2 separate regions of the Homo sapiens genome follow, and region 1 is linked to region 2. A link is a contact called in ENCODE Hi-C or POLR2A ChIA-PET data. All regions are on one chromosome and are shown on one strand. Each heading gives the region's core, a stretch centred on a gene start or an enhancer-like site at or near the end of the contact. The rest is flanking DNA. Distances are from core to core; before and after follow the strand shown. Region 1 has its middle 230 kb from the start of RARB-AS1. Region 2 has its middle 340 kb from the start of RARB-AS1.

Region 1 (3,791 bases), core at 139-2,638, 110 kb after region 2:
GCTTTAGAGTTGCTAGAATTAAATGACTGCTCCAGTGGCAATATTACTCTAACTCACTAATATCATTTGATCCACTGAGGAGCTAGTTAATTAAGTAGGTGGATTAAAAATATAATCTGGAGGAAGAATGTTTTGGCTGGGACCCACACACTTTTTTTCAAAAAGCTTTATGATCTCTCAGCTACAATTCCTCTTGATTTTCACCCAAAACAGCAATAGGACTCTTTCCACATGACTGTTGATGGCTGGCTTAGGAACACAAGGCCATACACCTGTGTGCCAGATGTGCTCTGCAGCCTGTCTGCTACCCCAGCCCATCTGCAAAGCATACCCCATGCTGGCTCCTTTCTATAGGAAAGGGGGCATTGGTTCCCAGCCTTTTTACATGATAGCTTCCCTGGTGTTTGCCTGTTTTCCTTAACTTAAAACCCCCTCCATTGAATTTCAATGTATTGGGTGACCTTTGCCAACACAGGAGGCCTTAGTTCATTTGTTTATTGGTGAGTCTGCTTTTTCTCTGTGTGCTTGATTTTTTGCCTGGCAATTTTTCGACTTGTATCACCATTTGTGAGAGTGCTGTTTGGTCTTCTGTAGCCAAACCAGCCACATCAGCATCAATAGTAGTTAATAGATAATCAGATCCTCAGAATTTCCATGTGGTGCCGAAGAATGTCGTCTGATACTGAATGTAACTTTAGCAGGAATGAATGGGATTTGATAACGAATGGGTCTGTGTTGATGGACACTGGGGACAAGGTAGCTTTGTGATCTTCTTTGTTTCTGTAAGAATGCCTCTGCAACTGAATTCAGCCCATTTCTATGCCAATGTGCTAATAGTTGTGGAATCTCATTCATCTCAACAGAGGCCAGTTAGCCCTGGAATCCCATCTGTTTGAGTGGATGCAGTAAAATGTCATGGAAATGTGGCCATTCATTGACATCACTAGTGAATGCTTTCTTGCTATTAATTTCCCTTCATTTTAACTGACTCTAATCACACAAATTCTAGCCCCAACTGCAAAAAAAAAAAAAAAAAAAAAAAAAAAAAAAGGCAGTTAGACTTTTCACTTAATTTTTAATCCTAATTTTTAAAGTGCTTGTCCACAGAGAACAAAACAGTTATTTTAAAAATGTGCACAGAGTCTAAATGGAGATGCTCTCGTTCCTACAACACATTAAAAAAATGCTTCAGCCAGTATTTTTGAGTCCTTCTTGGCATAAGATGTCCAAGGCTGTATTTTGGCCCAGAGGAATTTTTAGGCTGATTATTTTTTTCCCTCCTGAAAGAGTTTAAGAAAGAGAAACAGGCTGAGTCTTAGCTAGAACAAGGCTAAAAGAGGTGCTGTCTCTAGCAGATTGCTCCAGTGACACAATAGTTAGGAATGTGGCAGGCCTTTCAGTTAAACTTCTGGCTAACTGGACAGCTGAAATATTGGAGCTAGGTCAGGCTAGAGATCGTAGCAGGCACTTGTAAAACCTCAGTCAGCGGAAATAATGACCACGTTCATACGTTTGTCATTTTCTTAATAAATCTCCTAAATTGATTTTTAAGTCAAGAAATTTGACTTCTAAAAAAGGATGTATGTATGTGTATGCATGTAAACATACATCTGATATAAATAAATGAATGGATAAGTAATACAGGAAACAATAAGGTATCTGTTCAAAACAAATATGGGAAAAAGTGTTTTGTTCTGTTTCCAGCTATGTGTGAATGTGAACTGGCTTAAACATGCTTAAACTTATCAGGTATTTTCATGGAGTCAACAATATTAACAAAATTAACAATGTTAACAATATTAACAATAATTAGTGCTTCCTTAGTGCGAGGCACAGTTCTGAGTGTGTGTGTTTGTGTGTGTGTGTGTGTGTGTGTGTGTGTGTATATATATGGTTTTTTTTGTTGTTGTTTTTGTTTTTTTTTGAGACAGTGTCTCATCCTGTCACCCAGGCTGGAATGCAGTAGTGCAATCTCAGCTCACTGCAACCTCAGCCTCCCAGGTGATTCTCCAGCCTCAGCCTCCAGAGTAACAGGACTACAGGCGTGAGCCACCAACACCCAGCTAATTTTTTATTTTTAGTAGAGATGAGGTTTCACCATGTTGACCAGGCTCGTCTCAAACTCCTGGCCTCAAGCGATCTGCCTGCCTCCGCCTCCCAAAGTGCTGGGATTACAGGTGGAAGCCACCATGCCCAGCCCTAAGTATCTATATTAACTCATTTGATCTTCTTCACAAATTTGTGTGCTAAGTCCTGTTATTTTCTCATTTTTTAAATCAGAAAGCTGAGACTCGAGATTTTACTCTTTGCCTCTAACAGAAGCTTGATTGCTATGGTTTGTTTCCTTGAATAAGACTCACCTCTTTATTTGCACGGTGTGAATTCACAAAGCAATGTGCTGACCAACTTTAAATCAACTGATGCAGCAGACTATTGTTTATCCAGAATGTCTGTAATTTAACACAGTTTGAATTAATAACTTTTCCAAAGTGTGGTTATCTTGACTTCAAAAGAATGCACGTGTATAAATAGCAATTTTCTCCATAATGTGATATTTGCACCAATGAAGTTAAACTACTTTAAACATAATTTCCGACCCAAACACATAAGCAGCAAAGAAACATTACTGCTCACGTATTACCAGCCAGCCTATCAAGATAATACTGCTCTGTTTCCTTACAAACTTTCCTTCCCATATCTTTATCCTGGGGACTGGCTACCATAATTTTACCTGAGAGATCACACCATCACCTTATATCATATAGAAAACCAAATCACCCTTCAATTATTAGAATGCTATAATTATTGAAATATTAATCACTTAGAAATATTATTTTTCAATAGTTCCATGGCTTGCATTCTTTGTTACAATTGCTTATAATCTCTCCCATAAATTCAAGTGAGTGCTGTTGGCTTTCAAGCTGATCCTTGAAGAAGCTGTAGACCTATTTCAGTGATGCTACTAATTATCAGATTGTCATTTGAATTCTTCTTGTTTTTTAATTGCCTTTGTAGCAAGTATTGGTTTTAGGGGGGAGGTGGTAACTCTTCTTCCTTAAGATATATTTGCTTTAAAAGAATAATTTCAGAAGAAAGTCTAGTCAATAGGGGCAGAGAAGATTTGGGAATCAAAAATTGAAGTACAAATATAAAGTCATGAAATTATTATCTTTATGTAATTAATGACTTTATTTGTCCAGTTATAACATAGATCTGCACATTTCAGCAACTAAATACAATAAAGATTTATTTCTCACTAATGTCATCATCCAGTGCAGGCACGTAGGAAGGCTGTGCTCCATACAACTATTCAGAGACCCAAACTGCTTCCCAGTAGAGGTTCTGAGGTTTTCTAGGTCCTCAGAGTTCTGTATTGAACCCTCTGCATTCAGTCAGCAATAGAGAGAAGAGAGAGCCTGAAAAATTCTGTAGGCGATTTGGGGGACTAGGCCTGGAAGTGGCAGACATCACATCACCCACGTTCTACAGGCCAGAGCTCGGTCTTATGCCCCCAGCTAGATGCAGAAGAAGTTGGGAAATACTGTTTGGCTGTGTAAGTGAAAAAAAAAGAAAATGATATTTGATGAGAATATAGTAATGTCTCTGCCACATTTCCTCTAGTGATGATTTCTCCCAAGAAAACTGTTCCAAATTGTCTTTTTTTTTTTTTTTTTTTTTTTTTTGAGATGGAGTTTTGCTTTTGTTGCCCAGGCTAGAGTGCAATGGCGCGATCTCGGCTCACCACAACCTCCACCTCCCCCTCCCCGGTTCAAGCAATTCTCCTGCCTCAG
Region 2 (3,611 bases), core at 148-2,647:
ATGAAAATGAATCAACAGAAGGTAAACAAGTTCAGGGAAGAATTTTAAACAGCAAAACCCTTTTAGTCAATTCTTAATAGACTCTTCCCTCTTTTTTGAACAAAATTATGTTAAATGCCTCACATTTTCCTTTCTCACCTTCAAGGACTAATGACAGCTGCAACATTTGATGTATGTGTGATTCTGACATTAATATCTTATTCCCTAGCTGGGCAAAACATGAGAAATTGGCCTTGTGTCAACTTTTTAAAATGACAGGCAGGAACTGTATCTGAGTCTGCCTACTGTTGTATCTTCAGCGCCTAGCACTCTACCAAATGTATCCAGACCCTTCATTAATATGTGTTAAATTGTTGAGAGGAAGAAAGGAAGGAAAGAAGGAAGTCTATTTTTATATATATTTAGGGCTAAAAAAAACAAATCCTCGAGTTCTCACTTATCAGACCTTGTCGTAGTAATCAGCCTGGGATTGGTGTTCAAGGTTCCATGTGCTAGGAGTCGTGGTACATGGCCGGCACATGCCTGGCTTATAATAAATACTTGAAATATTTCTAGGGAAGTAAATGAATGTGTCTCTCTTGTTCCCTGCAAATACTGTCTGGAAAATGGAAGATATTCAACTTTTTGTAGATGGAATGAATAGTTAATTTAAGTAAGTATCTTTCTAATATTACTGAAAGATTCCACAACCAAATAGAACTTCTTCCTAGCAGCATTAGGACCTACAGGATAAAATAGCCAACTGACTATAGAAGGCCAGTACTGGAATCTTTGAACCATTCTTTCCCCCAGACAGCAGTCCTGTCTCTCTTTATTAATCTCCATTGTTCTCAGTGAATGCCCTGTTTATATCTGACAGTTTATAGTTTGAAGGGGGAATCATGAACCTTACAATCAAAGTCCTCCCGGCATTTTTTTGTTCTACTTGGAGGAATGGACTATGACCAATGACTTCTGAAAGACAAGTTTCGAAAACCTAAAAAGTTTAGTTTGGTTATTTCAGTGGCATCAGGAGGTTTGAGAGGAGCGGAAGATGTCAGGTCTGTTTCTAGGAAATGACTGGCCTAACAGCTGGAATAGCAAAAGTACAGTGCCTTCTTGCAAAAGCAACTTTCCTGGGTGTTTGATGGAGAAAGGAGAGTCTTAAACCTCTGAGCCAGGAGGAGAGACCGAAATGTTGTGCATTTATAGATAGGTCAGTGAGCTTTCTGGTTTCCCTCTCCCTTTCTTCTCTCCCCTAATTAACAGAGTTGAGGAAGACTGGGGTTCTGCAGTGAGACAGGAGGGGGGTTTATCAGGAGGCCCTTCCGAGAGAGAAAGCGAGGTAACTCTTTGTATCTGAGAGGTTTAAGTAAATGGACAGCCTGTTGGCTCCCTTCCTGACATTCAAAGCCAGAGCTCCCTCCCTCCAGAGGAGTGTCCTGTTTCTGTGTGTTCATTGTTTGGGGCCTCTGTTTGTGTTCAACTGTCAAAACGACTTCAGTGTTGCTACTTCTACTACAGTGTGTGAGTTGGTTTGTGTACCAGAACAATGAGACATGACTGAACAGTTTTTTTCAGATTTATATTTTCTAATGCCTCATGAACCTTTTAAAAAATGTAAGCTATGAGTCTGTGGAATACAAAATTCATTGTTAAGGAATTGAATCTGTTACTTAGGGAAATTACAAGCATATTAAGTTCAGCTGCCTTAGCAAAGCTTCAGAACTTCTTAAGGTTTAATATTTTTATTAGTTCCAAAATAAAATTTAATGTAGCCTTTTTCTTAAAATGTTTTAATGAATGTAAACTAAAGAGGACAGTTGTAAATACAGTTAAATCACAACATGACTTAGTATTTTATTATACATAGGAAAATGGTTTGATCAGATTTAATATTCATTAGACCTGGCTTTTCAATAGCTTGGATAAATATGTTCCTTTTTATTAGAAATCTGTCATACCCAGGGCATAGGCCAACATGTTGGCTTTGTAAATCATGTAGTCTGCCCGGCTCTTTTGGTCCTAGATCAGAAAGAGGCTTTTGCAAACCCACCATTTCTGGGGTTGAATGGGAAATTAGGGAAAGAAAATGAGGTCAAGAAAGGCATGGAGAAAAAAACCGCTGGGCCTGTTGGCCTGAGCACCCCCTAGAAAATATGCTGGGGTAGACTGATAAGCTCAAAGGCTTGTGTAATTTTCTTGCATATGCCTTTGAAAAACTGCAGAAAAGGATCAAAATAGTCAGTCTCCTAAGTTATTCCCTAAGTGAATAGAGACTGAGAAACTACAGGTCATTCATAGAGCAATTTTAAGATCTATTGAAGACTTTGATATTCTGGAAGGCAGCACTCTTTAAGACAAGATATCCTAGGCTTCTATTGGGGTATAAAAAATATTATAATTTTTTTATTTTTGAGACAGGGTCTCACTCTGTCACCCAGGCTGGAGAGCAGTGGTGTGATCTTGGCTCACTGCAGCCTCTACTCCTGGGTTCAAGTGATTCTCCCACCTTAGCCTCCCTGAGTAGCTGGGATTGCAGGCACACACCACCATGCTCAGCTAATTTTTGTATTTTTTGATAGAGACGGGGTTTCACCATGTTGGTCAGGCTGGTTTCAAACTCCTGTCCTCAAGTGATCCTCCCACCTCGGCCTCCCAAAATGCTGGCATTACAGGCATGAACCACCACTCCTGGCCTATAATTGATAATTTATATTAGTTAGTAGATTTTATTAAAATATTAAGCTTGACTAATAGTTAATATATGAGTAAACTATAGTAGGTGCATATAATTTATAAGTTAATACACGTGTGTTGGGAGTGCTTGCTAATTTTTTAAGAGATGTGCACTCAGCCACTGCTGTTTTGGCTCAGGAACACTTATTTCCTAGAACATAGCAGGGAGAATGTGCCTCTATATTTTATCCTGTGCCCAGAGTCTTAAATTTTTCTTCAAATTTATTTGTGGTGTATCATTGGACCACCCTTGTCACTAAGAGCTCCAGTGTCTCATGTGGCAAATGATAATATTATTCTAAATTCTCTTCCATTTGCAAAGACTTCTGGAGGAATTTGTCTTGAGCTTTACAGATTACTTACAGAAAAGAGCCCAGGAGTTATTGCTATCCATTGGGTAATTAGGTAATTCCAAGGAAAATAATAAAACTATTTTGTGCCTGGGAGATTAGAATGGCAAATGGTGACTCATATTAGTCAGCTGAGTAATTATGTAATTACAAAAGAAAGAGAAAAAAACCCTTCAGATTGTTTTTCCTAAGAGGCCCTTTTGGAAGCGTTCCAGCCCATCAGGTACTTATGTAATTAGGTCAGGGGCACAATCCATAAGGAAAAGCTGGGGGATTCATTAAAAAAAATGTTTATGTAAAAGAAACCTGTGAAAAAGAAAAGGAGTTTTTAAAGGATTCACTCAGACTCTACATCTACTATATTGGATGTCATAGCAAATGTCAAGGAACACGGTGTTGCATAGTAACTAGAGGCCATTGTGTACATGGGGAAATGAAGGGCAGTAGCATATTTTGGAGTAATCACCACTATCTATTTAGCCTATGCTAAGTGCTCTCTCTCAATCACTCAATACAGTAGGTCTTTTGTTTTCCCTGTTTTTG

The links. Hi-C counts contacts between places; a loop is a spot of excess contacts on that map. ChIA-PET counts read pairs that join two places held with the same protein, here RNA polymerase II (POLR2A). Pooled maps may share reads with other maps.
Region 1: a loop to region 2 is called in a map of heart left ventricle, with 4 times the contacts of the local background. The contact joins two enhancer-like sites. A Hi-C loop is called at or near these places in 9 of 168 maps with a recorded cell type or tissue (Right ventricle myocardium inferior, cardiac septum, dorsolateral prefrontal cortex and 4 more) and 8 of 50 pooled maps. POLR2A ChIA-PET finds 5 or more read pairs at or near these places in 1 of 52 experiments (BJ).

What each region holds. Positions count from the first base shown.
Region 1 is chr3:25,155,498-25,159,288 of GRCh38, forward strand. It overlaps a transcript of RARB not described here. Among named protein-coding and RNA genes, the nearest start is that of RARB-AS1, 230 kb to the right of the region's middle. RefSeq lists a silencer at 201-495. Within about 2 kb of position 1,389, at least 2 of the 41 ENCODE cell types and tissues checked have a DNase peak (open chromatin) inside an H3K27ac peak, as active enhancers do.
Region 2 is chr3:25,044,076-25,047,686 of GRCh38, forward strand. It overlaps a transcript of RARB not described here. Among named protein-coding and RNA genes, the nearest start is that of RARB-AS1, 340 kb to the right of the region's middle. Within about 2 kb of position 1,398, at least 4 of the 41 ENCODE cell types and tissues checked have a DNase peak (open chromatin) inside an H3K27ac peak, as active enhancers do.